2 separate regions of the Mus musculus genome follow, and region 2 is linked to region 1. Evidence: chromatin loops called from intact Hi-C (ENCODE). Cell type or tissue: heart. All regions are shown on one strand. Links, peaks and the distances in the headings refer to the core of each region. The heading gives the core; the rest is flanking DNA. Region 1 holds the start of Shkbp1 (Sh3kbp1 binding protein 1). Region 2 holds the start of Map3k10 (mitogen-activated protein kinase kinase kinase 10).

Evidence for each region. Peaks named below come from ENCODE experiments on the same cell type or tissue, not always from the same donor. Only the 100,000 strongest peaks of a DNase experiment are listed, where the experiment ranks them.
Region 2: a loop joins it to region 1, with 2.5 times the contacts of the local background. A loop is called at or near these places in 2 of 42 quality-filtered maps.

The regions. Positions count from the first base shown.
Region 1 is chr7:27,347,225-27,362,721 of GRCm38, reverse strand. It overlaps Shkbp1 (Sh3kbp1 binding protein 1), which reads left to right and starts at 6,714. Exons shown (of 18, transcript NM_138676.2): 1 at 6,714-6,851; 2 at 7,096-7,149; 3 at 7,276-7,321; 4 at 7,435-7,508; 5 at 7,938-7,996; 6 at 8,270-8,350; 7 at 9,966-10,127; 8 at 10,652-10,742; 9 at 10,836-11,026; 10 at 12,115-12,230; 11 at 14,101-14,188; 12 at 14,274-14,390. The coding sequence starts at 6,766. It overlaps Sptbn4 (spectrin beta, non-erythrocytic 4), which reads left to right. Exons shown (of 36, transcript NM_032610.2): 32 at 254-326; 33 at 863-1,155; 34 at 2,614-2,787; 35 at 2,937-2,979; 36 at 5,272-6,339. The coding sequence ends at 5,430. In heart, for the core only: no CTCF peak of the experiment used is centred there; DNase peaks (open chromatin) are centred at 5,561, 5,711, 6,261 and 6,701; H3K4me3 peaks cover 2,500 bases; H3K27ac peaks cover 2,182 bases.
Region 2 is chr7:27,664,371-27,679,867 of GRCm38, reverse strand. It overlaps Map3k10 (mitogen-activated protein kinase kinase kinase 10), which reads left to right and starts at 5,287. Exons shown (of 10, transcript NM_001290528.1): 1 at 5,287-6,525; 2 at 11,339-11,519; 3 at 14,770-14,918; 4 at 15,295-15,470. The coding sequence starts at 5,844. It also overlaps a transcript of Zfp607b not described here. In heart, for the core only: a CTCF peak has its summit at 6,565 (motif pointing right); a DNase peak (open chromatin) is centred at 5,977; H3K4me3 peaks cover 1,878 bases; H3K27ac peaks cover 895 bases.

The sequences.
Region 1 (15,497 bases), core at 5,384-7,883:
AAAAAAAAAAAAAAAGAAGAAGAAGAAGAAGAAGAAGAAGAAGAAGAAGAAGAAGAAGATAGGGATTTGGTTGTACATTGCGTAGCTGTGTCAGGAACCCCCATGTGTGTAAGACTGCTGAGTGTGCAAGGCACACAGGTGAGAGGCTGCTGAGTTGCAGGCAGGGGCCAGGTTTGGAGCCTTTTCTGTCCAGCCAAGGCAGAGCAGTAGCAAAAGGCCCAGAATCTCACTTCTTTTGTCTCTTCTTCTCCAGGAAGGCCACTCTGGCTGATATTGTGGAGCAACTTCAGGAGAAAGAGGCAGGCCCAGGGATCCCTGCTGGGGTGGTAAGTTGAACAACTGGGATGGGTGGGTGTAGAAGCCCTCTTAGTGGCCAGGATTTCAGAGGCAACCATTACCCAGGCCCATCCTTCTTCCTGGACCTTGCAGTCAACAGAGACCCCATACTCTCCCTTAGAAGATGAAGCCTCAGACCCGGAGGCTTATCTCTCTCTCTCCACGCACGCACACATAGTGGACTCTAACCCCCCCCCCCCATCTATTTTAGAGTCCACATTTCTCCGGGCTTGTGGGGTGCCCATTTTCTTATTAGTCACACACGAAGATTCTTCATACAGAAATTCTATGCACCTTCTACCTCCTCAGACCCTGCTCCTAACCTCCCAATATTCAGAATTCCAAAGCCTAAATTCGAATGACCCATTATCAAAACCTATAGGGTCCTCTCAGCCCTGAGGGTCTTCTCCAAGATAGGTGGCCCTAAAGACGCATAGGACCCCAGGCCCTCGGGCTCCCTGAGACAGGATGCTCCCCCTAGTCATCATGCACAGTACCCCTCTCCCCCCTCCCTTCATTCACACAGCCGTCGCTGCCTCAGCCTCGCGAGCTTCCCCCTGGTCGCCTGCCCAACGGGCTTGAGCCGCCCGAGCGGACACCTCGGCCCGATCGGCCGCGGGCACGGGACCGGCCCAAGCCGCGCCGGCGGCCACGGCCTCGAGAGGGTGGTGAGGGCGGGGGAAGCCGGCGCTCGCGCTCCGCCCCTGCCCAGGGAGGCTCCGCCCCCGCGCCGCCACCTCCGCCCACTCACACAGTGCAGCACGAGGGCTTCCTGCTGCGCAAGCGCGAGCTCGACGCTAACCGCAAGTCGTCCAACCGGTGAGCGCGTGGGCGGGGCTTTGGATGGCTTGGGCGCCTGCTCTGGGTATTTAATGAATGAGTAGCTGGGCTGGAGGAGGGGCGGGACTCAAGTTCAAAGCTTCCAATCCGTGAAGTGGAGAGGCGTGGCCAAAGCTTTGAGTGTCCAATACTGAGGTGTCTGGAACTGAGATAGGAGCATGACAAAAGTGTCCCTAACGTTAATAAATTGGGATTCAATCTCAGCAACCACCTCACGTGATAAAGCAGCAACCTGGAGGTAGAGTCTACTCTAGATAATTCCAATGGGGTGTGAATTGGAGCCTCAAGATGGCATTCAATCCGTGATCTGGAGGGATTCCCCCCACCTGGCAACCCTCAGCCACTACATTTTCAGTGGGGGAGGAGGAGTCTGAAAAGGAACAGAGCCCAAACTGAGGACCTAGTACATTGTTGCAGGTTATCTCAGTTGTTCAAACGAGAAGCTTTTTCTTAAATTATCTAAATTATATTTATTTGTGTTGGGGTGAAAGCTGTGTGTGAAGGTCACAGGACAACTGGTGTGAATTAGTTCTCTCCTACGCTATGTATGTAGGTCGACTAGGGATCAAACGCAGGTTGTCAGGCTTGGCTGCAAATGCTGAGCCTTCTACAGGCCTAACCACCACGTGTTTGCATGTGTGTGTTTACTTTTGGAGTCCATCTTGTCCAGTACATTTTTATCCAACTGAGATTTGGAATGTGGGGGCAGGTATAGCCAGGACATGAACAGGGCAGGTTCGGACTTGGCAGGTGGGGATCATAGTGGTTTTTTTTCCTTGCCACCAGACCAAGATGGCAATGAACAGGGATATCTATTGTATGTTATTTTCCTATCTGAGACTTCTTCCAAGATTGGGGCTTTGGCTGGGAAACCAGATCTTCTTATTCCAAACTGTAGAGTAGTAAAGCTTCCTTGAAGGAACTTGGTGAATGGTGGGAAAATGAGAACTAGTGAATGAATGGGGGGTGGGGGTGGGGGTGGGCGGTGCTTGAAGGTTGTGTGGGGTGGAAATGAGACCAATAACTGAGGCAAGGGCTTATAACGGAATCAGGACTGGAAATCTAGTCCATGGTTTTATGCTTTATTACTGCTGAGACAGACCTCCAACTCCTCACTAGTGGATTCTGGACAAGGGCTCTACCTCCTGCTAAGCTCTATTCCTAGTCTCAAAGCTTGCATCTTGCTTTTGGAAAGTCAATGTGGGATGAGATAAGGAGGAAGCATAAGGAAGGTCTAGCCTGGGCAAACTCCTGGTTCTGGGAGCCTTGACCACACTTGCCAGAATAGGAACTGCTTAATAGAAAAACAGCCTGGCATGTGGCTAAGTAGCTAGGACAAAGGGCCAGCGGAAGGAAGGTGCAAAGTAGCATGACCCAGCATACGCTTTGTGATGGTAATGATGTAGCCCTGCCTTCATCACCATCTCATCACCCCAGGTCATGGGTGAGCCTGTACTGTGTGCTCAGCAAGGGGGAGCTGGGCTTCTACAAGGACTCCAAAGGCCCAGCATCAGGGGGCACGCATGGTGGGGAACCACTGCTCAGCCTGCACAAAGCCACCAGCGAGGTGGCTAGTGACTACAAGAAAAAGAAGCATGTCTTCAAGCTCCAGTGAGTCCCTCCCTCCCTCGGGAAGAAGGGAGGGGTCCCATCGTCGCTTCCTTTCCTCCTTGTATACGCTTGGTTCCCATGAAAGACGATGGGTGATGGGGAGAGGGGTTGGGTTCCTCAAGATACCTGAAGTCCTGTGTCTCCTGCAGGACCCAGGATGGCAGTGAGTTCTTGCTCCAGGCTAAAGATGAGGTAAGATCTGATCCTCTCATCCCACAGGTTGACCTTAGCTTAGTGGCTTAGCTCCCAGGGTGGTTCCTGAATCAAAATAACGGGACTATAGAAGGAACCACACAGGTTGGACCTGTCAGGGTTGTAACAGGAAAGCAGTGAGAGCCCCGAGGAGCTTAAGGAGTCGGGGGTCATGGGGAGGGATTCAGGGCAGGTGCTTGCTAGCCATGATAACTAGGTCTGTCTTCTTTGCCATGGTAACTCAGAAGGCCAGAAAGATGATGGGTGTAAGCTTAAAAAAGAGTGATGAAGGTTCTAGAGAGATGGCTCAGTAGGTAAGAGTGCTTACTGCTCTTCCAGAGGACCCAAGTTTGGTTCCCAGCACCCATGATACCACAACTCCCTTTTAACTCCAGCTTCTGGGGCTCTAGCGCCCTCTTCTGCCTCCTAAGAGCATATATCCACACATGGCATATATTCAAACAAGCAAAATTAACACAAAACAGAACAAAATGAGTGATCAGGGCTGAGTGTCCCAGAGGACAGAATTGCAATGGTTTAAGAGAGCCAATTGCAGGAGGACAGCCGAAGTGAGGTAAATGGTTCCAAAAAGGTCCCCTGCAGCTGGACTTCTCAATATTAGGGGAAGATTTTATCCTGAGTGTGCTGGGGGTGGGTAGGGGGCAAGTCAGAGTTTTGAGCTAAAGGGATTGAATGTAATGTATAACAAATATTCCCTTACTGGAGCTGGAAAAATGGTTCAGTGTTGAAGACGGTTGTTGTTAAAGCCTGATATGAACCGGGCGTGGTGGCGCACACCTTTAATCCCAGCACTTGGGAGGCAGAGGCAGGCGGATTTCTGAGTTCGAGGCCAGCCTGGTCTACAGAGTGAGTTCCAGGACAGCCAGGGCTACACAGAGAAACCCTGTCTTGAAAAAAAAAAGTCTACTATAATTTGGATTCCAGCATCCATATTAAAAAGAAAGAAAGAAAGACAGACAGACAGGCATGGCTGCCCATGGACTTACATAATTCCTTAATTATGGAGGGGGGGTAAAGAAATACAGGAGGTTCTTGCTGGTTCACTGAGAGACCCTGTCTGGAGGGAATCAGGCTAGGGGATAGATACAAGACACTTGGATCCTCCTCTGGCCTCCACACGTGTGCACGGTACAAACCCCAGCATGTACAGTCTCATACACCACACAAAGAAAAGAGTTGTTGGGTTCATTGTTTTGTTTTTGCTTTTTGTTGTTATTTTTGAGGCAGGGCTTCTCTGTGTAGTCCTGGCTGTCTTGGAGCTTTCTGTAGACCAGACTAGTGTCAAACTCAGAAATCCACCTACCTCTGCCTCCCATGTGCTGGGATTAAAAGCATGCACCACCATACCCAGCTCCTTTGAAAAAATTTTTTAAAAAGATTTATTTTTATTGTATGTGTCTGTTTACCTTCATGCTTACATGTGTACTGCACAGCTGCCTGGTTGCTCCACCAAAGCCAGAGGATGTACCCCTGAACCAGACTCACAAGTACTTGTGAGCCTCCACATGGGTGCCTGGTCCCTCGGAAGGGCAGCCAGTGGCCAGTGCTCTTAATCATGTATCCAACTTTCCAGTTCCCAAATTATGTTTTTATTTTTATTTTTTTGAGACAGGATCTCTCTTTGAAGTCTTGGCTATCCTGGAAAACTCTATGTAGACCAGGCAGGCTGGCCTCAGACTCAGAGAGAGCCTCCTGCCTCTTTCTCCTAAGTGCTGGGATTAAAGGGGTGCTCCACCACCCTGCCCCAGTACATTTTATTTGTGTGTGTGTGTGTGTGTGTGTTGATGGATATGCGTATTGTCACCCATGTGCTGTGCCTTGGGTGCAGAGGACAGCCTTCCTGAGTCAGCACTCTCCTTCCTCCTGAGGGAGGAAGCACTCACTGTTCATTAGGCTCCAGCATACCTTTGTTTACCCGGTCCTCTTGCGGTTCCAAAATGACTTATCTCAAGGCTTTTGTAAAGAGGAAGTAAGTTGGACCAATGAGCAAGAGGCCTGGTGTCAGGTCTCTGCAAGCTCCCCCCCCCCCCCAGTACTTCATTTGCATTGTTTCTCTCTGCTTGTGGAGGTGGTCTCTGCTTTATAGATAATCCTATTGGTTCTGTTTAAGGGGGTGCATCCACAGAAGTGCTTAGAGAGGAGTCTGGGGCATGTAACTGTTCTTTTATCCTTACTGTCAGCATTATCCTGCTAACAGGAAAGTGAAGCTAGGGAGGGCGGTGTGGTTGAGTTCCTCTTCCAAATATGGACTTGTCCTGCGTCTTCCGTCAGGAGGAGATGAACGGCTGGCTGGAGGCTGTGGCTAACTCCGTGGCAGAACACGCCGAGATCGCCCGATGGGGTCAGACACTACCTACCACATCATCCACAGATGAGGGCAACCCCAAGCGTGAGGGCGGGGAGCGTAGGGCCAGCGGGCGCCGGAAGTGATTCCAGGTACCCTTTCCCCCACCTTGGAGTCTGACAAGTCTCCTTGCCCCTCCTCTCTGCACTGTGGACACAAAGACAACTTCTCATCCGCAAGGGCCGGAATGACTGCGGATGTGCCACTGTGGGCCTGAAATAGAAGGGACTTCTGCACTCCAAGAGGTGGTGGTAGGGGATTGCTGTCCCTATAGCCATATCTCGGTCCCTTCCCGCTCGCCAACCCCACCCCAGGTGCTGGGGCTCCATTCTTTTTATGCAATAACTGAGCTTGGTGGGGCCGGGCAGGGAGCCAGTTGAGCCAAGCTCCCTGCCCAATCGTCAGATCCTGCCCCAAGAAGCTGGAGTGGCGAGGGATCTAGGAGGTGGTGATTTGTTGGCCTCCTCTCCGCCCTAAGGATGGACAACGGGGGCGCTGGTGAGGTCCCCTGGACCATCCAGGGTGCTAGGGGGTGGGGAGGGGACACACTCCCTCCCTGCCTTTACCTCACTTCCAATGCTGCCTTGATCTGTCTGGGAAGAGGGAGGACAGGGGCCCTTAGCCCCTGTACTCCGCCATCTCAGAGCCATGCGGTTAATTCCTGACTTAGTTTATTTTTGCAAAAACGTAGACCCCCCCTCCTTCCCCCCGCCCCGCATCCGCGAAGGCTTTTAATAGGAGGGGAGTCAAAGTTCAAAACTGTCTTCCTCTCTCCTCCCCGATTCTAGCTGTAAATGCCACTTCCCGAGGGGGAGGGGGTGGGAAAGCCCTCCCCCTGCATGCTTCTGGCTGGAGCACCTCCCTGGGACGGAGGGAATCAGGGTTACAGGCAACCCCCGTGGCTGCTTGGAGACGCTGCCAAGGCAGGGGGTGCGGGGCGGTGTGGCAGGCGCACACTGTATGTACCTATAATAAACCCTTTGGCTTTGACAGTCTTCGCTGGTTTGTTCGTGTATCCGAGACAGGATTGGAGGGTGGGCCGGTGTGGGGACGAGGTCGAGAAGGCAGTCTCCTAGACTCTACAAATACCTAAGCCTTGGTATAGGCTCATTTCAAGATCTGCGCACGTACTCCTCAACGAATCGCCTACATTCGTTATGTATTATACCAAAATAAGGGAACCTAGAAAAGGGGGGGGGGAGTTACTAAATCACTCCAAAGGATCCCCAAGTGCGCCCCGTCGAAACCAGGAAAGACCGGCCCTCTTTAAAGAGTCAGAGACCGTAATTGCGTTGAGCGAGCTCTCTGTCCAATCGCCGGTGGATCCTGGAGTCTCTAGGCCAATGAGCAAGAGGAAGAGGCGGGGTCTATGCACACCCGGAAGTGGGTGCGAGCCGGCCGGCTTGCGGGGGGGTGGGGCTATGGCCGTCGCGACGACTGCAGTGGAGGGGGTCCCGAGTCGGGGAGCACCCGGGGAAGTGATTCATCTGAACGTAGGGGGCAAGCGGTGAGTGTGGGAGATCCTCGAGGCCCCATCCTACGGGACCGAGGCGGGATGCCCGCCTCTTCTGGGGGTGGGGGTGGTAGTCCCTGTCCATCAAGAATTGCTCCGCCTCAAGCTGGAGGCTTGGCGCTTGAATAAAAAAGAAAGAAAGAAAGAAAGAAATGCCAAAGGAGAATGCATGAATCTCAGTGGAGGAGGCAGCGTCCTCACCTCTTCTTCTCTTTCCTCTCCTTACCCCATCGCCCAGGTTCAGTACCTCTCGCCAGACGCTTACCTGGATCCCAGACTCCTTCTTTTCCAGGTGATTAGGAGAGTCTGGGGCGAGGGTAGGAGGGAATGAAAGAAGAGGGTGTGGGGAGACCCATTTCTACAATACTCACCTCTGCAACTCGGCCCATGTCTCCTCCTCGGTTTCCCCTTCCTGTAGTCTTTTGAGCGGACGCATCTCAACCCTGAAAGATGAGACCGGAGCTGTGAGTAGGGCTAGATCAAAAAACGGGACTCCGGGTGGGATGGGGGACAGGAGCTCCTACTTATTCCAGGTCTTTTCCATGACCCCCACCTCCATCCCCACCCCACCATGCAGATCTTCATCGACCGGGACCCCACCGTCTTTGCCCCCATCCTTAATTTCCTGCGGACCAAAGAGTTAGATCCCAGGTTGGTATGGGTAAATGGGTGAATTCTGCCACTGTATAAAATCTCTCCTCGAAAAGTAAATGTGTTCCATTCTATTAGAATTATTGATCATGTTATATTCCTTCCATTAAAATATGCCCACACATTTGCACCATTCTTCATCCTTGTTATCTAGATTTTAAAGAAAGTATGTATTTGTTTGTTGGCTTGAGATAAGGCCTTGCTCTGTAGCCCTGGCTGTCTAGAACTCCATCCAGATCAGGCCAGTCTTTATCTCCCATGTCTTGGATTGGCAGGTGTACCCCACCCTCAACCTCCCTAGAATTTTACGCCGGTTGAAACTAGCCAGGCTTCGGTAGTCTCTGGGCAGTTTCAATACCTTTCTCCTTGCAATGTGCTGTTCATGCCTATGCCCTAGATTTTTACACCCAAATCTCCCCTATTACCCAGGGGTGTCCATGGTTCCAGCCTCCTCCATGAAGCCCAATTCTACGGACTCACTCCACTGGGTAAGTGAGAGTCCCGTGCCGTGCCCCACCCCCACCCCAACCCCGCCCCCAGTCAGCACCCTCAGTTATTTCCTGAGCAGAATGCCTCTCCTCTTTGACTCTCCCAGTCAAAAAGACTGTTGGGTTAGAGCTAAGAGCACCGGATTTGGGTCTGGCTCTGAAGGGGTCGGGGTTGCGGGGGAGGGGATAGTTACGTGGAAAGACAGATGAGGAAGGGGACAAGGGTCTGCTTTAGTTTCCCTCAAGATGAAGTTTTGAGTCCTTCCCTTGCAGTTCGTCGCCTGCAGGTGAGGGAAGAGTTGGATCGATCTTCCTGCGGAAATGTCCTCTTCAATGGTTATCTACCTCCTCCAGGTGAGCACTCCCAATTGATGCTAGGGAGAGGGAGATTGGCTTAAAGACTACATTTCCCATAAAGCTTCAACCCTTAGGTGTTTGGAGCCCTGAGGTGCACTGGGAGTTGTAGTTCTTTATCAGATGCTTGGAAAGGAAATAGGAAGCAGCATTTTTCCTTGAAGCTGTGCAACAGCCAGTTCTCTTTAGAGTTCAGAAGCATGCACGGGAGCTTGATGGGAGTTGTAGTCTGAGTTTTCTTAAGTTTCACCCCATTCTTCAGAAAAATAAATAAATAAATAAATTTAAACTTTATCATGCTAGCTTCATTGGATGCTACTTTTTGAGGGTGGAGGTTCTATGATACGGAGTCTCTCTCATAGCCCTGGTTGTCCTGGAACTCACTATATAGACCAGGCTGGCCTTGAACTCATAGGGATCCTCCTTCCTCTGTCTAAGCCTTTAAGATTAAAGGTATACACCACCACACTCAGCCATCCACATTATCTTTTGAGGCATGGTCCCAGCAAACCTGGAGTTCACTGATTGGCTAGGCTGGCTTGTCAACAAAGTCTGAGCACACACCTTTCTACTGTCTGGGGGTGGGGGAGTCCAAAACGTAGTTTTCTTATGCCTATATAGCAAGTGCTTTACCCAGCAAGCCATGTCTGTAGCTCCTACAACTATATTTCTATTTTATTCTTTATTTGTTATAGTTCTAGAGTTTGCGCCCAGGGTTTTGTACATGCTGGGCAGGTGCTGTAGCATGAGACTGCCCTCCCCCCGCCCCCCACCTCCACCCCCCTCCTCTCCCAAGCCTGACAGGTGAATTTTAGGCAGGTGCTCTACTTCTGAACCATGCCCACAGCTTTTCCCCAGTAACAGCAAGGAACATGTTCATGGTCCAGCTGTCTTTATTTTTAAAAATGTTATTACATTTATGTATGTATGTATGTATGTATGTATGTATGTATGTATTGGTTTCTCAAGACCAGGTTTCTCTGTGCAGCCCTGGCTGCCCTAGAACTTGCTCTGTAGCTCAGGCTGGCCTCGAACTCAGAGACCCACCTGCCTCTGCCTCCCAAGTGCTGGGATGAAAGTTGTGTGCTACCACCACCCGGCAGAAGTATTTATTTATTGGGCACGTGGTGGGAGGGTGCATGAATGGAGATCAGAGGACAACTTGCAGAAATTGATTCTCTCCTTCTACCGCACATGTCTCAGGATCAAAGTCAGGATTGCCAGTCTTGGTGGCAAGCACCTTCACCCACTAAGACACTTGCCAGCCCTCTGCTTCATCATCGTTATTATTATTTTATTATTACTGAGACAGGGCCTAGCCTTGAACTTGCAATCTTCCACTTCCAGATTTCCAAATGGCTGGGATTTCAGACCTGCCTGCAAGGCCTGGCCAAGTTAGCAAACACTGAAAAGGCACCAATATCATAGCAGCACCAAACCAGGTCTTTCCCTGTGACGGGTTTCCGGGTCATTGAATGCTGAATCCCGGCACACAGAGCACCTGCCCCAGGACACTGTGCCCCACACAGGGAATCCATGCCTCTCATGGTTTAAGTGTTCATAGACTGTCCGCCACGATTTTAATTGTGGTGCCCGACACTTCCCCTCACTATAGTGTTCCCAGTGAAGCGGCGAAACCGGCACAGCCTGGTGGGGCCCCAGCAAATAGGGGGACGCCCAGCCCCTGTTCGACGGAGCAACACGATGCCCCCCAACTTGGGTAATGCAGGGCTGCTGGGCCGAATGTTAGATGAGAGAGCACCTCCATCCCCATCAGGTAAGCTTGGGACTTGAGCTTAGTGCGTGCGTTCTGCCTCTGTATATCCCTAGCCTTCTTTTACTTTTGTTGTTGTTGTTGATGATGTTGTTGTTGCTGTTGGAGACAGGATCTTACTCTGGTCCAGGCTATCCTGGAGCTCAAAGCAATCCAGTCCTCCTGCCTCAACCTCCCTAGTGCTAGAATTATGAGCTCAATGTTTGCTCCTCATGTTCTTAGTTTTATTTGATGATTATTTTTAATTATCATTATTGTGTGTCCATGTGTGAACTCAGCATAATTGTCAAAGGATACCATGTGGGTTTGGGAGAACAAACTTGGGTTGTCCGGCATGTGCCAGGACTGCTTTTGTATGCTGAACTAGCTCCCCTGACTCCAGCCTTTACGCTCTGTTTTAAGACGGGGTCTCACTAAGTTTCCCAGGCAGCCTACACCACCAGATGTAGCTTACATTTCTGTCCTTTAGGAGGTCAGGGCCAGTGGGCCCCTGTGACCCTGCTCTGCTCTGCTCTCTTACCCCCAAGGCCAACCAGAGGAGCCAGGGATGGTGCGCCTGGTGTGTGGTCACCACAACTGGATTGCTGTGGCATATACCCACTTTCTCGTCTGTTATAGGTGCTGAGGGTGGGGGTGTGGCAGTGGGAGGCTCTGCCCCTGTGGCTAGGGTGGCTCTGAGGTGGGGGTTACTGATGTCCCTCAATCCCACAGGTTGAAGGAAGCCTCGGGCTGGCAGCTTGCATTCTCCAGCCCGCGCCTGGACTGGCCCATCGAGCGCCTGGCTCTTGCGGCTCGGGTGCTTGGCGGTGCTCCGGGTGAGCATGACAAGATGGTGGCTGCAGCTACTGGCAGCGAGATCCTTCTGTGGGCCCTACAAGCACAAGGTGGTGGCTCTGAGATAGGTATGTCTCATGATCTTTTCTAGAACTCTGTAGACTTCTGTAACTTGTTAAAATATCTCAACTGAAACTCAGAAACCCATGGGGGGATGGGAATTCTGTACAGAGTCAGTCTTTTTGCCTTGTGAGAAATGTGTTAGACCTTCAGAACTCTGCACTTTTCATTGTTTCATTTTGCCTTAGACAAGGTTTTACTATGTAGCCCAAGCTAGCCTTGAATTCCAAGTCTTTCTGCCCTTAACTCCTGAATACTGCCTTAGTCAGGGTTTCTATTCCTGCACAAACATCATGACCAAGAAGCAAGTTGGGGAGGAAAGGGTTTATTCAGCTTACACTTCCACCCTGCTGTTCATCACCAAAGGAAGTCAGGACTGGAACTCAAGCAGGTCAGGAAGCAGGAGCTGATGCAGAGGCCATGGAGGGATGTTCCTTACTGGCTTGCTTCCCCTGCCTTGCTCAGCTTGCTTTCTTATAGAACCCAGGGCTACCAATGGGCCCTCATCCCTTGATCACTAATTGAAAAAATGCCTTACAGCTGGATCTCATGGAGGCATTTCCTCAAGGGAGGCTCCTTTCTCTGTGTTAACTCCAGCTTGTGTCAAGTTGACACACATGGAGGGATGTAATCCAGCCAGTACACTGGATTACAGCCACCATACTTAGTTAACACACTGGTTTATTTTATTGTATATTGATTTATGTGTCTGAGAAGAAAGGAACATGCATGAAATCCTGGATTTAATCCCAGTACCATATAACCTGGGTATTGTGGTACATAGCTATAATCCAACACACAGAAGGTAGGGGCCAGCCTGGGCTACATGAGACCCTGACTCAAAACAATAACAACAAAAATCAGCCTTTAGTTGCTGTCATAGCCCTTTGTTCCAATGGAAGGAAACCTCAGCCTGTTAGGATTCTACTCACCATTACACTCCCACACCCATCAGATATTCTGTGTAATTCCTGGAATCCTCTTTGCCGTGGATCTTGTTTCCTGATACAACCTGCGGCCCTGGGGCTTCACCCCCAGCCCTGCAGTGGGGTCCCAGCCTCCTCTTGAGCACCACCCCCTCCCTTGCCACCTGCAGGTGTCTTCCACCTGGGTGTGCCAGTGGAGGCCTTGTTCTTTGTTGGGAATCAGCTCATTGCCACAAGTCACACAGGGCGCATCGGTGTCTGGAACGCTGTGACCAAGCACTGGCAGGTGAGTCTGGGCCAGCCTGGCTCCCTCTTCCCGAGTGTCTGTGACTATGTAGGCCCAGGGTTTCTTCCTATTTCACTCTACCTAGAGAAAGAGGAAAAGAACCCTACAGTAGGTGTGGGATAAAAGTCCATAGAACATCCAAGAGGCCTTCCTGTAGGAGTGGCTGAAGAATCAACCTGAAGGATGGATGAGTTTGGAAAACCGTGGGATTCTTCGAGCAGATGTAGAGGTGGCAGGATGCAAGATGGCAGGATGCAAGATGATGGCAGGGTGCAAGATGGCAGGGTGCAAGATGGCAGGGTGCAAGATGGCAGGATGCAAGATGATGGCAGGGTGCAAGATGGCAGGATGCAAGATGGCAGGATGCAAGATGACAGGGTGCAAGATGGCAGGGTGCAAGATAGCAGGATGCAAGATGATGGCAGGGTGCAAGATGGCAGGGTGCAAGATGGCAGGATGCAAGATGATGGCAGGGTGCAAGATGGCAGGATGCAAGATGGCAGGATGCAAGATGACAGGGTGCAAGATGGCAGGGTGCAAGATGGCAGGGTGCAAGATGCAGGGTGCAAGAGGGATGCGCCTGTGCACATCACTCCATCCAGCCCAGGGGCCATATCTAAAACGTGAAGGAAAAACATGGAATTGTAGTGTATTTGGCCTACAAAAGTATACTGGGAGAGAGACAGAAGCACAGAAAGAAGCACTGAGAGAGAACCAGGAAAAAACAGTGAAGGCAGGAGACACGGAGGCAGGGCAGATGGAGCAAAGTCAGAACGATGGAGCCAGGCTGGGTCTGCTGGTTCAGGCCTATAACCCAAGCTATTCAAGAGGCTGATCCAATGCAAGACCAACCTGAGCTACAGAGTAATCCTGGGCAGCTTAGTGACAGTTGCATCAAAATGTGTGTGTGTGTGTGTGTGTGTGTGTGTGTGTGTGTGTGTGTGAGAGAGAGAGAGAGAGAGAGAGAGAGAGAGAGAGAGAGAGAAAGAGAAGACAGCAAAGGCTGTAACTTAATGATAGAGTACTTGCTTAGAGTCCCCCAGTGAGGGGCTAGGGATGTAGCTCAGTGGTAGAGCCCCTGCCTAGAATCTCCTAGTGAGGGGCTGGGATGTGAGTAGGTCAATGGCAGAGTGCTTAGTTAACAGGGAGGAGAACCTGTGCTAAACAAGATACTAAATACACATCACACACACATATCACACACACACACACACACACACACACACACACACACACACACACACCCCACTCTATAATCCCAGTACATGGGATATAGAGGAAGGATCATCAATACTTCTAGGACAGGAAAGCTTGGGCTGTTTATCTAGCAGGTTCCATACCAACCTGAGGCACATGGGGCCAAATGTCAAAATTCAACAAAAATGGGTCTGGAGAGATGGTTCAGCAGTTAAGAGCAGGCACTGTTCCTTCAGGTGTCTCATGTTCCATTCCCAGCATCCATATCAGGAGGCTCACAACCACCTATGACTGCAGCTCCAGGAGCTCTGACACCTCTGGCCTCTGTGGGCACCCACACTCATGTGTACACACTTGTGCACAGATATATACATACATGATCTTAGAAAACAATTTTTAAAATCTCAACAAAGACAGAAGAAGAAGGGGGTCAAGGAACAAATGGCCTAAGATAGAGAGGAAGGTACATAGGCCAGTTACAGAGAGAGCCATAGACACGGGTGGCCACTGGTAAGGTTGAAAGGAGTAGGTTCAGGCCCTGGTAACCTGGCCAGGCTGGGCACACAGAAATGGGCATCATGGGAGAGAGGCAGGGATGCCAGGCATGGAGAGACACAGAGTGAGACCTTGTGTGGAAATATAGCTAAACTGGCACTGCCTCCTCCCTCCCCAGGTCCAGGAGGTCCAGCCTATCACGAGCTATGATGCAGCCGGCTCCTTCCTCCTCCTGGGCTGCAGCAATGGCTCCATCTATTATGTAGGTAAGCAGCGTCCTTGTGCAGTGTGAGGGGTGGGCTGGAGCAGGAGCCTCGGCTGCATCCGCCCCACCCCTGCCTGCCCATCTAGATGTGCAGAAATTCCCCCTGCGGATGAAGGACAACGATCTCCTTGTCAGTGAGCTCTACCGAGACCCAGCAGAGGATGGGGTCACCGCCCTCAGCGTCTACCTCACCCCCAAGACCAGTAAGCTATGACAAAGTTTCTTGCCCTGCTGTGGCCAGCCAGACGTAGCCGTAGCCGTAGCTCTGTGTCTCGACGGCACTCCTCAGGAACGGGACATCAGTTCTTATTCCTGCAGCACGTGCTTCTGGTTTGCTTTACTTAGCTCTGTTTTAGGTGCTGGGCTGCTTTTGGCCTTTTCATGACAAGCCTGCCTCTTGCATCTTACCTGTCTCCTGTCAGGACACGACATTTGCCTAATTCATAAAGACCTGGATACCTTTCAGATAGTAGATAATTCCATGTTCCAGGAGCCTTGATTTTTTTTTTTCCTCTTCTTTTTCTTTATGGGGAGGACAAGATCTTTCCCTGTAGTTCAGGCTAGCCTCTAACTCCAGAACACCTCATCTTTCTGCTTCAGGCTCATGAGTGCTGGGATCACAGGCTAGCCCCTCGGTTCGTCTCTGTCTCATAGGTTTAACATCAATTTGTGCTCCTATATGGGACACAAGTGCATTGCCCAGGGCCACTGCGTGTACAACGCTGAAGCTCTGTTCTACTCGTGTTCTTTATGATGGTCTATTTAGTTTCTGGGAATCTCTCCAACACTCGGATGACAGAGGCAGGGGGATCTCCGTGAGTTTGAAGCCAGCCTGCTTTACATAGTGAATTCCAGGCCAGCCACAGGCTACAATAGTGAGACCCTGACTGCAAAAAGAAAAAAACAGTTTCTGAGAATTTCAAGATGCAAAGTTTGTCAGTGGAGTCCCTGAGAACCTCGATGTGGGCTCTCAACTTAGCTCTGTTTATGTGTCATTCTGGAATTTAAAAAAGAGAGAGACATGTATGTATGTATGTATGTATAGGAGTATTTTGCTGCATGTCTGTAAGTATGCCATGTTCATGCTTGGTGACCAAAGAGTCTAAAAGAAGAGATTCGATTTCCTGGAACTAGAGTTACAGATGGCCGTGAGCTGCCCTGTGGGTGCTGGGAAGTGAACCTGGGTCCTCTGGAAGAGCAGCAGATGTTCTTAGTCAGTGAGCCATCTCTGCCGTCCTACCTATATTTCTTCCCGGTGTCAGATTCTCTGTGTGTCTGTCCTTCCTTCCCTCCTTCTCTCCCTCTCTCTG
Region 2 (15,497 bases), core at 5,476-7,975, 320 kb before region 1:
TATTTGTGATTCTAAACATGTATGTGCAAGGATAAGTTAGGTACAGTAGGGAGCTGCCTCCATGGGAAGTTAGTTGGCTGTGTGAGCCTGAGGGCCTGAGTTCAGATCTTTAGAATTTTTATTAGGGAGGAAAAACAGTCTGTGAATTTGCAGCTTGCCCAAAACTAGAGAGGCCAGGACACTGAGTCCCCAGGCTCAGAGGCCTGCCATTCTAGCCCAATCAGAGAGCTCCAGAGTCATCAAGTGACTGTGAAGAGGAAACTTAAGGGTTCTTGGAAAGTCAGTTGTGTCGGATCATGTTTTATTGGGGCAAACACGTGAACATTTCACTGAAGTGGACACAGGTGAAAGGCTAAGGCAGACTTGTGAAGGAACATTTGAGTTGAAGCAGACATTCATGCCAAGACATGTATGTGGGTAACTGACATCCCAGTTGGCAAGTTGGAATATGAATGTTAGGCAAGTCAGATAGATCACCCCACCACAGTTGAATTCCTCAACCAACGAGGGCAGGATAAGTGTCCCACAAAGACGTGTTCCTAAGGAATACCCTGTCCCCAAACCCTGATTGGTGAAATAACTCGGCATGAATGTATCTGGAGTTCAGGCTTAAAAGCGCTGTAGGATTCTCTGTGTGTGGTTTGAGGGGCGACTCCTGAAAACAGAAACTACAAATTAAAACAACTTGTTCCAGGAGAAAGAAATACATCTGAATAAATTGATATTCACAGGAGGAGTTGGATTTGTAGGCAAAGACCTATCAGAAGGCTATGAAAACTCAACTACACAGAAATGAAGACTGTGGGCCAATCCCACTTATTAAAACGTATGTATGGGGTCAGAGAGAAGGCTCAGTGTTTAAGAGCAGTTGCTACTCTTGTAGAGGCCCTAGGCCTGGCTCCCAATACCATATCAGGCAACTAACAACCATATGTAATTACAGTTCCAAGAGATCTAACGTCGTCTTCTGACCTCTACGGACACCAGGCACACATGTGAAGCACATGCATGCACGCAGAATACTCACTCACGTAAAATAAAGTAAAATAAAATAAAATAAAATAAATACAGGCTGGAGAGGTGGCTCAGTGGTTAAGAGCACAGACTGCTCTTCCAGAGGTCCTGAGTTCAAATCCCGGCAACCACATGGTGGCTCACAATCATTTATAATGGGATCTGATGCCTTCTTCTGGTCTGTCTGAAGAAAGCAATGGTGCACTCGTATATGTAAAATAAATAAATACATCTTTAAAATAAATAAATAAAATACATATGCAAAATGCTAGTGAAAAGCCATGAAAGCCAGAAATAATAGGTTAAAAGCACTTAAAGCGTAAGCGTCACAGTGCTGGCTAGTCTCACGTCAGCTTGACACAAGCTACAGTTACCTAAAGAGAGGGAACCTCAGTTGAGAAAATGCCTCCATAAGATCCAGTTGCAGCCGGGCGTGGTGGCGCACACCTTTAATCCCAGCACTCGGGAGGCAGAGGCAGGTGGATTTCTGAGTTCGAGGCCAGCCTGGTCACAGAGTGAGTTCCAGACAGCCAGGGCTACACAGAGAAACCCTGTCTCGAAAAACCAAACAAACAAACAAAAAGATCCAGTTGCAGAGCCGGGCGGTGGTGGCGCATGCCTTTAATCCCAGCACTTGGCAGGCAGAGGCAGCCAGATCTCTGAGTTTGAGGCCAGCCTGGTCTACAGAGTGAGTTCCAAAGGAAGAGAAGAGAAGAGAAGAGAAGAGAAGAGAAGAGAAGAGAAGAGAAGAGAAGAGAAGAGAAGAGAAGAGAAGGGAAGGGGAAAGGAAATGGAAAAGAAATAGAGAGCAGGCTGAGCAAACCATGAGGAGCAAGCCACTGAGCAGCACCCTCCATGGCCTGTGCATCAGCTCCTACCTCCAGGTTCCAGCCCCTTGAGTTCCTGCCCCAGCTTCCTTCAGTGATGGACCTCAGTGTGGAAACGAAAGCACAATAAACCCTTTCCGTCACAATTTGCTTGGGGTCATGGTGGTTTTTTTTTTTTTTCAGCAATAAAAACCCTAACACAATCTTCTCAATTAAAAACCCAGCATAAATTAGGAATAGAGCAGCGGTTCTCGACATGTGGGTCTCGACCCCTCTGACAAACCTCTATCTCCAAAAATATTTGATTATGATTATAACAGTAGCAAAATTACAGTTGTAAATTACAGTAGCAATGAAAATAATTATCATTGAGGGTCACCACAACTTGAGAAACAGTATTAAGGGGTTGCGACATTAGGAAGGCTGAGAACCACTGGAATAGAGCGTAATAAATTAAACAAAGGAAGGCTGGGATGAAGCTTGACGGTTGAACAGCTGACTAATACACTAGTGAGGGGCTGGGGGCGTGGCTCAGGTGTAGAGCCCCTGCCTAGAATCCCCCAGTAAAGGACTGGAGGCGGTAATCAGTAATAAAACACTTGCCTAGAATCCATCAGAGAGGGGCTGGGGCTTGGATCGGTGATAGAGCAAAGGAAATCTATGAAACTGACTAATCCTATCCCTATCCACCCTATTCCATGAAAACATTTGTGGTGGATTGAATATGGTTGGCCCAGGGAGTGGTACTGTTAGGAGGTGTGGCCTTGTTGGAGGAAGTGCATCACTGTGGGGGGTGGGGGACTTTGAGACATTCCTCCTACTCACCTGAAGATGCTGAGTCTTCTAGCAGTCTTCAAATCAAAATGTTGAACTCTCAGCTCCTCCAGCATCATGCCTATCTGGACGCTGCCATGCTTCCCTCCACAATGATAATGGATGGAACCTCAGAGACTGTAAGCCAGCCCCAATTAAATGTTGTCCTTTATAAGAGTTACCTTGGTCATGGTGTTTCTTCACAGCAATGAAGACCCAAACTAAGACAGCATCCACTAAGATCTAAAGCCAAGCAAGGTTTCTTTCCTCACTCAAGGCTAGATCCCTGTTTGGAGACACCCTGTTCCAACCACACGCTTAATTGACACTGAATCACCCCTAAGATGTTAATAAACAGACTAACAGTGTCAGCCTAACCCAAGCATGCGGGGTGTTGTGCAATTTTCAGTAGTTTGTTTGTTTGTTTTGGATTTTTTTGTTTTTGTTTTTTGTTTGTTTGTTTTTTCTAGACAGAGTTTCTCTGTATAGCCCTGGCTGTCCTGGCACTCACTTTGTAGACCAGGCTGGCCTCAGTCTCAGAAATCCGCCTGCCTCTGCCTCCCAAGTGCTGGGATTAAAGGCATACGTCACCACTTCCCAGCATCAGTAAGAAGCTAATATCTTAAAGCATCATGGACTAGCACCTCACAGTTAAGAGGGAAAGTCTTAGTAATAAAAGATTTGTAGCCGACCATGGTATCTGAACCTTTAATCTCAGCAGAAGGCAGAAATAGGCAGGTCTCTTGAGTTTGAGGTCAGCCTGGTCTACATAGCAATTTCCAGGATAGCTAGGGCTCACCTCTGGCCTCTCTCTCTCTCCCTCTCACCCCCCTCTTACCCTCTCCTCCCCCTGCCCACCTCTGTGAGTGTGTGCGAGTGCACACGCGCACACACGCGCGCGCGCGCACACACACACACACACACACACACAGGCATTCAATGCCAACCAAGCTGCACATGGAGAAGCTAAGAAGACAAGTTGCAGGGGTCAGTTCTCTCTTTCCACAACGTGGGTTCTGGGCTCAAACTCCAGCTTGGCCATCTCACCAGCCAACAAGCATTCTCGATAGACCCCTAGTTTCCCTAAGCAGACAACAGGAGACTTGTTAGTCAGCTACAGGAGTAGTATCACTTCCTGTGATCTTTTAGCATCAGTGTCTCAGAATCTGGCTATGAGAGTTCTTAAAATTCTTCTCTTCCTTCCTCTATCCAGAGTCTCAAGCCATTTAGGATCACCAAACTGGAAAGACCCAGGATTCTACCCCCTGACGTTTATAGTTCTTGGACAAGCCACTGACGTTATACAGGACTCACCTTCTGCATTCTATACATAGAAAGGCAGCATTCTAAAAACATGGTGCTGAGGATAAGTTAGAAAAATATATAGGCAGGTAGAGAAACGGCCTTCCTGCCAGGGTTGTTTCCTTCCTTAGAGAAAGGTTAGAAGGACAAATGCCTAGGCAAAATGTTAAGATGAGAGGACCCATAAGTCTTATAAAATGCTAAACACAGAGCCCTTGTAACGACTCCCAACTCAGCGATTGTCAGCTTGCCTCAATAAAGCTCCACACACGCACACCTTTGTCCCTCTCAGTCAGTTCTTTGCCTGTCCCACAAATAAACTCAACCAGAATCTTAGTTACCGTAGGGGGCAAAGATGGGTCAGCTCTAAAGGGCATATGCTGCTTTTGCGGAGAACCTGAATTTGGGTCCCCAGCACCCACATGGGGTGGCTCACAACCGCCTGTGACTGAAGTTTCCAGGAGATCCAACGCCCTCTTTGGGTGCGTGCACGCACGCACGCGCGCGCGCACACACACACACACACAATTTAAAAATACGATCACTGACAGTGTTTGTTTTTCAATTTTTCAATTTCTTTTAAACTGCCCTTGACTCTTGCTTTGCCATTTATAATTTAGCAATCTTGAACAAAGTGAGTTTGTTTCTCTGAGTCACCTGTAAATGAGGCTCTTCGTGAAGATTTAATGACATCATCTGAGCAAAGCCCCCACCCCCGGAAACCCCTCCTTTCAGCCCCCTCTCTCCAAACTGAAGCTCATTATAGGAGGCAGAAGAGTATAGACAAGTTCTTACTGCAGATGCCAGTGATCCCATAGCTGGTGAGGCAAGCAAATCTGGCTATGAAATCTTCGAGACAGTACACTTCGCCCTCCAGCCTGCTCCTGCCCAAAGAGGCAGCACAAGTCTGTGCGTTAACTTGCTCCAGTCACCCATTGCTCTCTGAAGCAGGTGGTTCAAGGAGCGCAATGGTCCACGAACGAACTACATTTCCCAGCATGCACTTCCAGCCAGGGACCCTAGAGACTATCCTGCGAACCTTGTCCGAACCGCTTTAGGAGTATCGGTCCGTAATCTCCATTCATTCAGCTCCTATGTTTCCCTTGGCTAAATGAGTCAGTTACCGTGAACTCCAACATGAACGGGTCTCCTGCAGGGCTTGTAGAAAGCGTTGGTTCATTCGCCCTGATAGGAGATAGGGCCTAAGGACCAGGGCTCATGTAGCCTGGGACGAACCCAAGGCCTCGCAGCTTGGGACTACAACTCCCAGGCGGCATCGCGGCGGCAGCATAAACACGTCACTGGACACCGCCAAGAGCCCCGGCGGGGAGAGGGACTTAGGGGGCCGACCAGGAGCCGGCTGAGGAGGATGGGGGCCGCCCACGCGTTCCTCGCGTGAGGAGGCCGAGGGGCGCGCCACCCCATCCCGGGGCGGCCGCCCCCGGGGCGCCGCCATCCCTGCCCGGCCCTGCGGTCGTGGCTGAGGATGCGGAGCCGGGGGCCGCCGGTGGAGCTGCGCGGGGTGAGAGGCGCGGGGAGGGGCGGCCGCTTGCTGCCCTCGGCCTCGGCCTCCGCCGGCGGGCCCCGCTCGACCCGGCCCTCCCTGCGCCCTGACATCGTTGGGGACAGGTGAACCTAACGCCTCTCCTGCACAGCCAAATCCGAGGGATCGGTCCTATCGTTTGAAAAAGGTGTTTTTTAGGTTTTTGGGGTTTTTTTTCTTTTTAATTCCTTCGCTCCAGCGGAGGCCCCTCCCCCAGCTATGGTCCCCAGGAGCCCCCCGGGGTCCGCAGGGACTGTCTCCCATCCCGGCCTCCCGGCCCCGCGCTCAGCATTCCGCGGGCAGCCTGCGTGAAGCGGCCTCCCGCAGCCCCCGGCCCCTCCCCCATGGAGGAGGAGGAGGGGGCGGCGGCCAGAGAGTGGGGCGCGACCCCCGCGGGGCCAGTGTGGACCGCCGTGTTCGACTACGAGGCGGTGGGCGACGAGGAGCTGACCCTGCGGAGAGGCGACCGCGTCCAGGTGCTTTCCCAGGACTGTGCGGTGTCTGGAGATGAGGGCTGGTGGACAGGGCAGCTGCCCAGCGGCCGTGTGGGCGTCTTCCCCAGCAACTACGTGGCCCCCGCTGCACCCGCCGCACCCTCAGACCTCCAGCTGCCACAGGAGATCCCCTTCCACGAGCTGCAGCTGGAGGAGATCATCGGTGTCGGGGGCTTTGGCAAAGTCTATCGCGCCGTATGGCGTGGAGAGGAAGTAGCGGTCAAGGCCGCTCGGCTGGACCCTGAACGGGACCCGGCAGTGACAGCGGAGCAGGTCCGCCAGGAGGCCCGGCTCTTTGGAGCCCTGCAGCACCCCAACATCATTGCCCTGAGGGGCGCCTGCCTCAGCCCCCCAAACCTCTGCCTGGTGATGGAATATGCTCGGGGAGGTGCATTGAGCAGGGTACTGGCAGGTCGCCGGGTCCCCCCTCATGTGCTGGTCAACTGGGCTGTGCAGGTGGCTCGGGGCATGAACTATCTACACAATGATGCCCCTGTGCCCATCATTCACCGGGACCTCAAGTCCATCAACAGTAAGTGGTATCCTCTCTCCCAAAACTCTTCCGCTGAATCTTATGAGGCCAAGCCCAGATCGTTGGAAAGGGCAATGGACAGCAGATGGCACTGCATGGGGCAAGCAGGGCCAGGTGAAGGGGGACTTTGGTTGTATTAATAAGAAAAGGGAAGCTCAGAAAGGTCTCTTTCATTCAGTAGGTCAATGATGGTGTATCCATGGCACTATGACAGTCCCTGTGTTCATTGCCACTTGCAGAGTCTGTCCTCATGATGCCCACAACCTGATCGTGGCATTGGAGTCTACCAGGCAGAGATGGACAGAGCTGGCTTAGTTGAAGCCAGGGCTTCCCAAGCCTGTCACAAAGGTTAACCTTTGTGGTCTTGTCATTGGCAGAGCGATTGTTCTGTGCACTTTATGTTGTTTGGTGGCCTTAGGGCTCTATGCACAAGAGGTCATTAGTACTCTGCAACCCTGCTCCCAACTATCAAAACCAGAAATGTCTCCAAACACTTCCTTGTGTGCCTTGGGATAGGGGTGGGATGGGGCAAATCAAAACTGTTCTCTAGATGCTGCTGGCTCTCCAGCAGAGTGGAGCAGATGAAGGCGTTGGGAAGAGAGTGGCTGATAGAAAACACTTCCAGGCTGCTTTGCCCGGCACAGGTTCTACAAAGCTGGCTGACTGGTTGGTTGAGTCAGCAATGGGCCAAGCAGATGGGAAGGGTCCCTAGAAATCGATCATATCTAGACCAAAAGTATCTCAGGGCATCAACAAATATTAGTGGGCCCGCTATTAAGTTAGGCCATCTCCAAGCAACAAGACACCATGGTTTCTTTCCCTGAGAGTCCTCATCGATGAGACATTTCTTTCTTTCTTTCTTTCTTTCTTTCTTTCTTTCTTTCTTTCTTTCTAGATCATTCTGGCATGTGCTAGATACTCCTAGGTATACAACTGGGAAGACTTTGCCTCCTTGGGCTCTCCCATCCTTGCTGAGCCTCATTTCATATCTTTCATTTTTGTCTTTTAAATTGATGGCCTCAGCCTTGCATTTGGTATTCACAAGGCCAGAGCATGTGCAGGGGGCTCCACAGCAAATGAGGCCTGCACTTCCCTGCCCTCAAGTGGGTCATTCTTAACCCAGGAATGTGAGACCCCTCCCTTCGCCTTCAGTACTTACCCCTCAGCAGTCCCTTCTTAGCTGTTGGTTTATGTTTGCTTGATTCCACTCTGCTGTTTTGTATAAGCTTGTTACTAACTGCAACTTTAGCCCCTAGAAGAGAGGGACTGAGTGGTTTTCATCTCCTCAGCCTGGCATTCATACATTCCACACAGAGAGTGACCAAGTGCTGATGACCTTCTGTGGCCTCTGCCCAGTCTGGGAGACTCAACAAAACAGATGCAGGTGGGCCCTGCCTGTATGGATGCCCACATTCTAGTGTTTCTAAACTGCTGGGTGAGTAGAGGCAGGGCCACTGGCATGAGGGGATCCTAAGCCCTTCCCCACCCAGAGGATCCATAGAGCATCTCTTAACACAACCTGGACAAGGTGGCTGGGCTCTGAAGGCCCAGGCTTCCCCTGGGGCAGTAATGGACACAGGTCCCACAACAGTTCCCTACACCCTTCCTCCAGAAGTTCCCCGTCTGATGCCATTTGTCCTTTGCTTCAGTAATCCTTTTTTTTAAATTATTTACTACTGGGGTTAGAAATAGACATCACCATGCATGTGTGGAAATCAGAGGACAGCTGCCAGGAGTCGCGTCTCTTCTCCACCATGAGGGCTCTGGGATGGGGCTCAGATCATCAGGTTACAAGTGCCTTTACCTGCTCAGCCATCCTGACACCTGGTTTGTTTTAGTTTTGGTGTTTGGTTAGCTTTGGTTTTACCAACCTGCTACCTCAGCCTCCCACGTAATGGAGGTACTACCATGACTGACTTAGTTTAGTCATTCTTAAGCATCTATGTTTCATCCATGGCTCTAGGATCATGGAAGAGACTAGGGACAGCTGGGTGTAGTGGCATGCCTCTAATCCCAGTGTTAGGAGGCTGAGGCAAGAGGACTGCCATAAGTTTGAGACCAGCCTGAGCTACATAATGAGTTCCAGGCTAATCTGGATGACAGTGTAAGATGCTATCTAAATAAATAAATAAGTCAGGGGACAGTCTGATGGCTAGCTGGGCAAAGGTATTTGCTGCCAAGTCTGGCAACTTCAGTTTAATTCCTGGGACATGTCTAGAACAACTCATACAGGAATGCATACACAGAAAACAGATAAACATTTTTTTAAAGGAGAAGAGACAGGCGTGGTATTGTAAGGCTTTAATCCCTGCACTCAGGAGGCAGAGGCAAGCAGGTCTCTGTGAGATGAAGGCTAGCCTGAGCTAGAGTGAGTTTCAGGACAGCCAGGGCTGTCTAATGAGACTATCTCAAAAGAAGAAAAAGAAGAGCAGGAAGAGAACCCTACCCCTCACTAATACGTAATCTATATGTAGTAAATAAGAATAGATGATTGATCAATCAAGCTACCTATAGATAAGGGGATGATAGATACATATAGACAGGGTCCATAGCTAGAGGAAAGATGGGAAGAGAGGGGAAAGGAAGATGAGTATCAGTTTGCAGAGAGTTACAGAGACTCTGAGGGAACTGTGGTGAATTCATTATATTTGATGGTCAAGAAAGGCAATATCTGGGGCGCAAAAACTGAACATAAAGGAATCAGCCTTACAAAGAGAGCTAGGGAGAGCAGGGCAGTTGTGAGGTGGGAAGAGTATGCCTCTGTGGAGAAGTAGGAGACCTGGTAGAACATGGAGACCGGCATAGAATCGCAGTGTTTGGAGGCTGCACGGTGGAGATGGCTGCAGATTTGAGGTCAGACTGGACTACAGTGTGAGAATCTCTCAAAACAGCAAAGCCCGGGCCTGGAGGCTGGAGAGAGCTTGGTGGTTAAGAGCACTGGCTACTCTTGCAGAGAACATTGCTAACATGACTTCAGTTCCTACCACCCACAAGGTACCTCACAAACATCTGTGACTCCAGTTCCAGGGGATTCTATACTTGAAGTCTCTTCAGACACCAGGCATGCACATGTTGGACATGTAAACATACAGGCAGATGTGTGCATTAATACACACACACACATACACACACATCAAGCTGAGGCTGTGACATAGTCTTAAAGTGCTTCCCTCACATGCATAAGGCCTTGGGTTCAATGCCCATCACTCAAACATGGCACAAACATGCAAAGCATAAACTATCTCAGCATTGAGACATTGGACAGAGATGGAAAGCTGGTTATCTAGATAGCCATATGCTTTTGATCAAGTAACTTCTCTTAAGAATTAGTTTGCTAATTTAACCTCAGTGTGGACACTAATCATAGCTGTCATCACTGTTAGATGGCGTACTGCCTCTGGTCAGCTAGAGCTACTCTGTATGCTTAGTTGTATCAGTCAGCCTTTTTTTGTTTGGTTGGTTTTTTTGTTTTTGTTTGTTTTTTTCGAGACAGGGTCTCTCTAGCCCTGGCTGTCCTGGAACTCACTCTGTAGACCAGGGTAGCCTTGAACTCAGAAATCCGCCTGCCCCTGCCTCCCAAGTGCTGAGATTAAAGGCGTGCGCCACCACCATCCGGCTCAGTCAGTCTTGATAACAGTGATGCTGCATACAAACCTTCCCCAAAACTCAGTGTGTGAAAACAGCTACTTGTTACTGTCTGTGCTCTTATAGATGGGAACAAAATGATTTAGCAGGGCTTGGGTAAGGGGGATCAACTCCCAAGTGTCTCTCACCTCCTTTGGATCAGCAGGCTAGTTAAAGCACATTATCATGGTGGTGGCAGAAGGTCTAGAGGCCAAGATAGTGCCAGAGGCTTCTTGCAGGCTATGCTTTGAATTGGCCTGTCATGTTTTTTTGTTTTGTTTTGTTTTGGGGTGTTTTTTTGTTGTTGTTGTTGTTGTTGTTTTTAGAGACAAAGTCTTGCCCAGGTTGGCCTCCAATATACTACTCACCTGCCTGAGACTCTCAAGTTCTGGGAGTATAGGCGTGTGCTACCATGCCCAACTGTGTCCACCTTTTCCTTTAAAAGGGTGTGTGTGTGTGTGTGTGTGTGTGTGTGTGTGTGTGTGTGCATGCGTGTGCACATGTGTTTATTTGTTTTAAACCCTGTCTATATGTGGGTACCTGCAGAGGCCAGAAGGTGTTGGATCCTTTGAAGCTGGAGTTTCAGGTGGCTGTGTAGGTCCTCTGCAGGAGCAGTGCATGCTCTTAACCACTGAGCTGTGCCTCCAGCCCCAAGAGTTATTTTTAATTATATGTGTGTGTGTGTGCGTGTGCGTGTGCGTGCTCACACACGCATGAATATGTGTATGTGTGAGTGCTGGTTTCTGTGGCGTTCAGATCCTCTGGAGCTGGAGTTACAGGTGGTTGTAAGCTGTCTGGTGAGGTTGATGAGAATACAATTCAAGTTGTCTACAAGATCGGTACACACTCTTAATGACTGAGCTGTCTCTCCATCCCCTCTCTTTCTTGGCCAGTATTAAGTAGTATGAATCTTCCAGAGTTAAAACCTAGGGCTTAACCCTCTGCCTGGTTAGTGAAAAGAGCAGCCATGTAACTACCCGACAGAATGAAGCCACAGGGAGGGGCAGCGTTGACTGTGTTGAAGAAGGCCATCCCTCAGGAAGCCTGAGCATTAGAAGCAAGGAGTCACTTCTGGTGACCAGGGAAGGAACTGTGCAGAGTGGGGACCCATAACCTATTGAAGGGGAAGGCAGAGGCCTGGGGCACCAGCTGTCAGGTCTTGACGACCCACCTTTCTTCCTACCCCCAGTCCTAATCCTGGAGGCCATTGAGAACCACAACCTCGCTGACACGGTGCTCAAGATCACAGACTTCGGCCTTGCCCGAGAGTGGCACAAGACGACCAAAATGAGTGCAGCGGGGACCTACGCCTGGATGGCTCCTGAGGTTATCCGCCTGTCCCTCTTCTCCAAAAGCAGCGACGTCTGGAGGTGCTGAGAGGCTGGCGGGTGTCCTCAGGGAGAGGGAGAGGAAGAAGGTGGTGCTAGTGGGCGGGTGGGACATCAGTGGGGAACCAGTGACCAAGCAGTTAACTGTTCCTGAGGCTCAAACAGGTCCCAAGTAAAAATTTATACCTGAATAAAAGATTTCAGAAGAAAGAAATGTTAGCACTAAAGGGCTTCTGAAACACCACCCACTGCGTAGTCATTGAATTGGGAAGTTGAAGACCTGGATGCAGCCATTCTTGTAGCTATGCAGATGTCTAGAGACACAACAGTCAGCAAACATGAAGAGAACCCTTTCTGGTAGCATAGATCTGTTGTTGTCCCATCTACTCAGGATGATTGCAAGTTCAAAGCCTGCCTGGGCAACTCAGAGCTTGTCTCAAAATCAAAATAAGAGGTTAGTGGATGTAGCTCAATGGTAGAGAATAAGCCTGGAACCTATCCTCTAGTGAAGGATTAGAATGGTAGAGCCCCTGTCTAGAATCCCCCAGTGAGGGGCTGGGGGCGTGGCTCAGTGCTAGAGCCCCTGCCTAGAATCCCCCAGTGAGGGGCTGGGGGCGTGGCTCAGTGGTAGAGCCCCTGCCTAGAATCCCCCAGTGAGGGACTGGGGGCGTGGCTCAGTGAGAGCTTACTGGTATAGTAGTGCCCTGAGTTCAATCCTCAGTAACACAAAATAAAATCCCTACCATCGCAGATAGTAACTGAAAACTAAAAGAAACTCGTAAAATAGGGGGGCTGAGAAGATAGTTCAGTCAGTAAAGTGTTTTCCATGAAAGGCCATGGTAGCCTGAGTTTAACCCACAGCATCCACATGAAAGCTGGGCATGGAGATGTGCTGGTTATCCCAGAAGCATTGAGGAGACAGAGACAGGGATCCCTGCCACTTGCTGGCCGTCAGTCTATCCTAATCCTCGAGCTACAGATCCCAGTGAGAGAACCTGTCTTAAACAAAACCAAGGACCCTGGGTGTGAAGGTCACAAACACCTTCAATCCCAGCACTCAGGAGACAGAGGCAGGTAGATGTGAGGCCAGCCTGGTCTACAGAGTGAGTTCCAGTACAGCCAGGGCTACACAGAGACTGTTTTAACAACAAACAAACAAACAAAACCCACACAATCCAAGTGGGTAGCTCCTGAGAATTACAGCTGAAGTTTACCCTTGGCCTCCATGTGCACAGACATGTATGTACACATTCATGCAAACAGGCACACACAACACAAAACCAACTTTTAAACAATTGCTAGGTATAGCGGTATATACCTTTAATCCTGGCAGACTACAGAGGCAGGAGGATGGATCTCTAAGTTTAAACCAGGCTGGTCTGCATAGCGTGTTCAAGGACAGTCGGAGATAGTGAACCTTGGTGTTTGTTTGTTTGAAAAAAAAAAAAGAAGAAAATTGTGAAATAATTGTAAAGATCGGGAAAGTGTTTGTGCATGAAAATAAATGTAGGTGGGGGTGGACAGGGAAGCACGTCCAAGTCCCAGATCCACTGCTAAGCTGAGTTCTAAGTGATCAATCTTGGCTCCACAAAGGAGGTACTGAGGTGAGCGGTTTGCAGGAAGTTCCAATGGAGCAGAACAAAAAGGGGCTGGAGGCGTGCTGCACAGAGCTGACAGGAGGGACACACCGGGTGTTACTCTGAAGTGCAGGGTGTCAGTCACACCCTGCTGTGCCGCTGACTGTCAGTCACCAGCCAGGTTGCAGGTTGTTCAAGTCACAGAGTAATGTGTTTGAGGCAGAGCTAAGTCAGACCGGAGTTCCCACTGGCGCCCTAGCATAGCCACTGTCTGGTGTATAAGTGACCATCTGTGTCGCTGAGCCTTTTGGGGAGCCCAGGTGATATAGTGACCCCAACCTCACAGGCTCCTCCTTGGATGTGTTCCCAAGTAAGGTGTTGGTGTTACAGGTCAGGACGCTAAGTGCTGTGTCCCCCAGCTACCAGTGGCTCTCCTCAGTCAGTGGAACAATCTAACCGCCCCTGTAGGTTTCCGGGGACGTGGGAGTGGAGGGCATCGTGCTACCTCCTTTTGAAAGCCAGTTATCTTCCTGATCCAGAATGGCTGCTTGAGCTCCAGGCTTCATGCCCACATTCCAGCCAGAAAGAAGGAGGGGAAAGGGGGGTATCCCTTGCCATTAAGGATGGCGAGATAGAATCGTGCCAGCTCCTTCTACCTTGAAGCTTTGTTTTAAGGATAACTAAGCCTGACTAGCAGTGTCTACTCTGGAGTAAGTACTTTACACATGGGAAATAGTCCGAACTAGTGTTGACAGGTAAGTGCTGTGGGGGCACGAACACGGGATCAAAGAGGGCTTCCTGGCCAAGGGGCACCCTCAGTTGAGACCTGAAGGACAAAGTTATAAAACACAAAGGAAGAGTGTTCTTGACAAAAGGGACAGGGTATATAAAGGAAGAGGCTGGGTGTTTAGAAGCAACACTGCAAGGATCATTGAAGGAATGCTAAGAAGGATGTGCCCTGCCAGGTGTGTACTCGGGAGCCAGAGGACCTTTAGTGTGGGGTCAGTGAGCATGGGCTATCTAGTGAACTCCAGGTCAGCCTTGGCTATGGTGAGACCATGTTTCGTTGGAGATAGAGGAGGAGGAGGATGCAGGTGATGCTATAGCTCAGTGTCTGAGTGCTTGCCTAGTGTGTGTGTATGAGGTCCTAGATTCAATCTTCAACATTTTTAAAGATCTGCTTTTAGGACCTACAAGATGGCTCAGTGGTAAAGGTGTTTGCTGCCAAGGCTGACGACGACCTAACTTAGGTCCCTGGGACCCACATGGTGGGAGAGAACCCAGTCCTGTGATTTGTCCTCTGACCTCCATGTGTGAGCCATTCCCCTGCTCCCACAATAAAGCAGTTTAAAAAGACAAAGAAGTGATGAGTTCATTGCAAAGCTGGCTCCGGTGTGGTGACGCTCCCTCTTAACTCCACACTCAGGAGTCAGAGGCAGGTGGATCTCTGGGAACGTAGCAAGTTCCAGGACAGCCAGTAAGGCATTTTCCAAGGAGGCATTGGGGTTCCACTTTGATTTTGATTAGGAGTCAGAAAAGTAGACAGAAGATGTCAGGAGACAACCCTGACCACCTTTTGAAGAACAAGCTTGTGGAGGTCAAATCAGGCTCCTGTGGCCTCACCAGCTAGGCTGGAAGTAGGAGCGAGGGGGGGCTGGAGTACAGGTGAAGCCTGAGGTGGACTGTGCCATCACCCTCCCTCTCCCCGCCTGCAGCTTCGGGGTTCTTCTTTGGGAGCTGCTGACCGGGGAGGTCCCCTACCGAGAAATCGACGCCTTGGCCGTGGCTTACGGTGTGGCTATGAACAAGCTGACGCTACCCATCCCCTCCACGTGCCCCGAGCCCTTTGCCCGCCTACTGGAGGGTGAGCCAGGGCCCTGTGGAGAGGGTAGGCTCAGCTTTGGGGACAGGGTCCCTTGGGCCACACCTCTTCCCTTTATACATCCTTGCATTCCAGTGGGCCCAGGAATGGGGGAGAAGGCTCTGGAGCCCAAGCAGCCAGTGGGCATCATCCCCATCATTGCCTCCATGGTTCCCAGACCCATTTTCTGGCCTGAGCCAGAGCTCCTGAGGGCATCTGATACTGGGGTTCCTGTCTGAACCTGGATCCCTCCGAGCAGGTCCTGGGGTTCCTTCCCATTGTTTCCCTTGTCATGTTGGCAGGATCTTAGCTCTGTCTTGCCTTGCCCTGAGCATGGGTGCTGACCCTTGCCCCATTCTCCCTCCCCTTCCCACCCCAGAATGCTGGGACCCAGACCCTCACGGGCGACCAGATTTTGGCAGCATCCTGAAGCAGCTGGAGGTCATCGAGCAGTCAGCCCTGTTCCAGATGCCACTGGAGTCCTTCCACTCCCTGCAGGAAGACTGGAAGCTGGAGATTCAGCATATGTTTGATGACCTTCGGACCAAGGAGAAGGTGAAGGCAGGAGAAGAGGATGGGGTG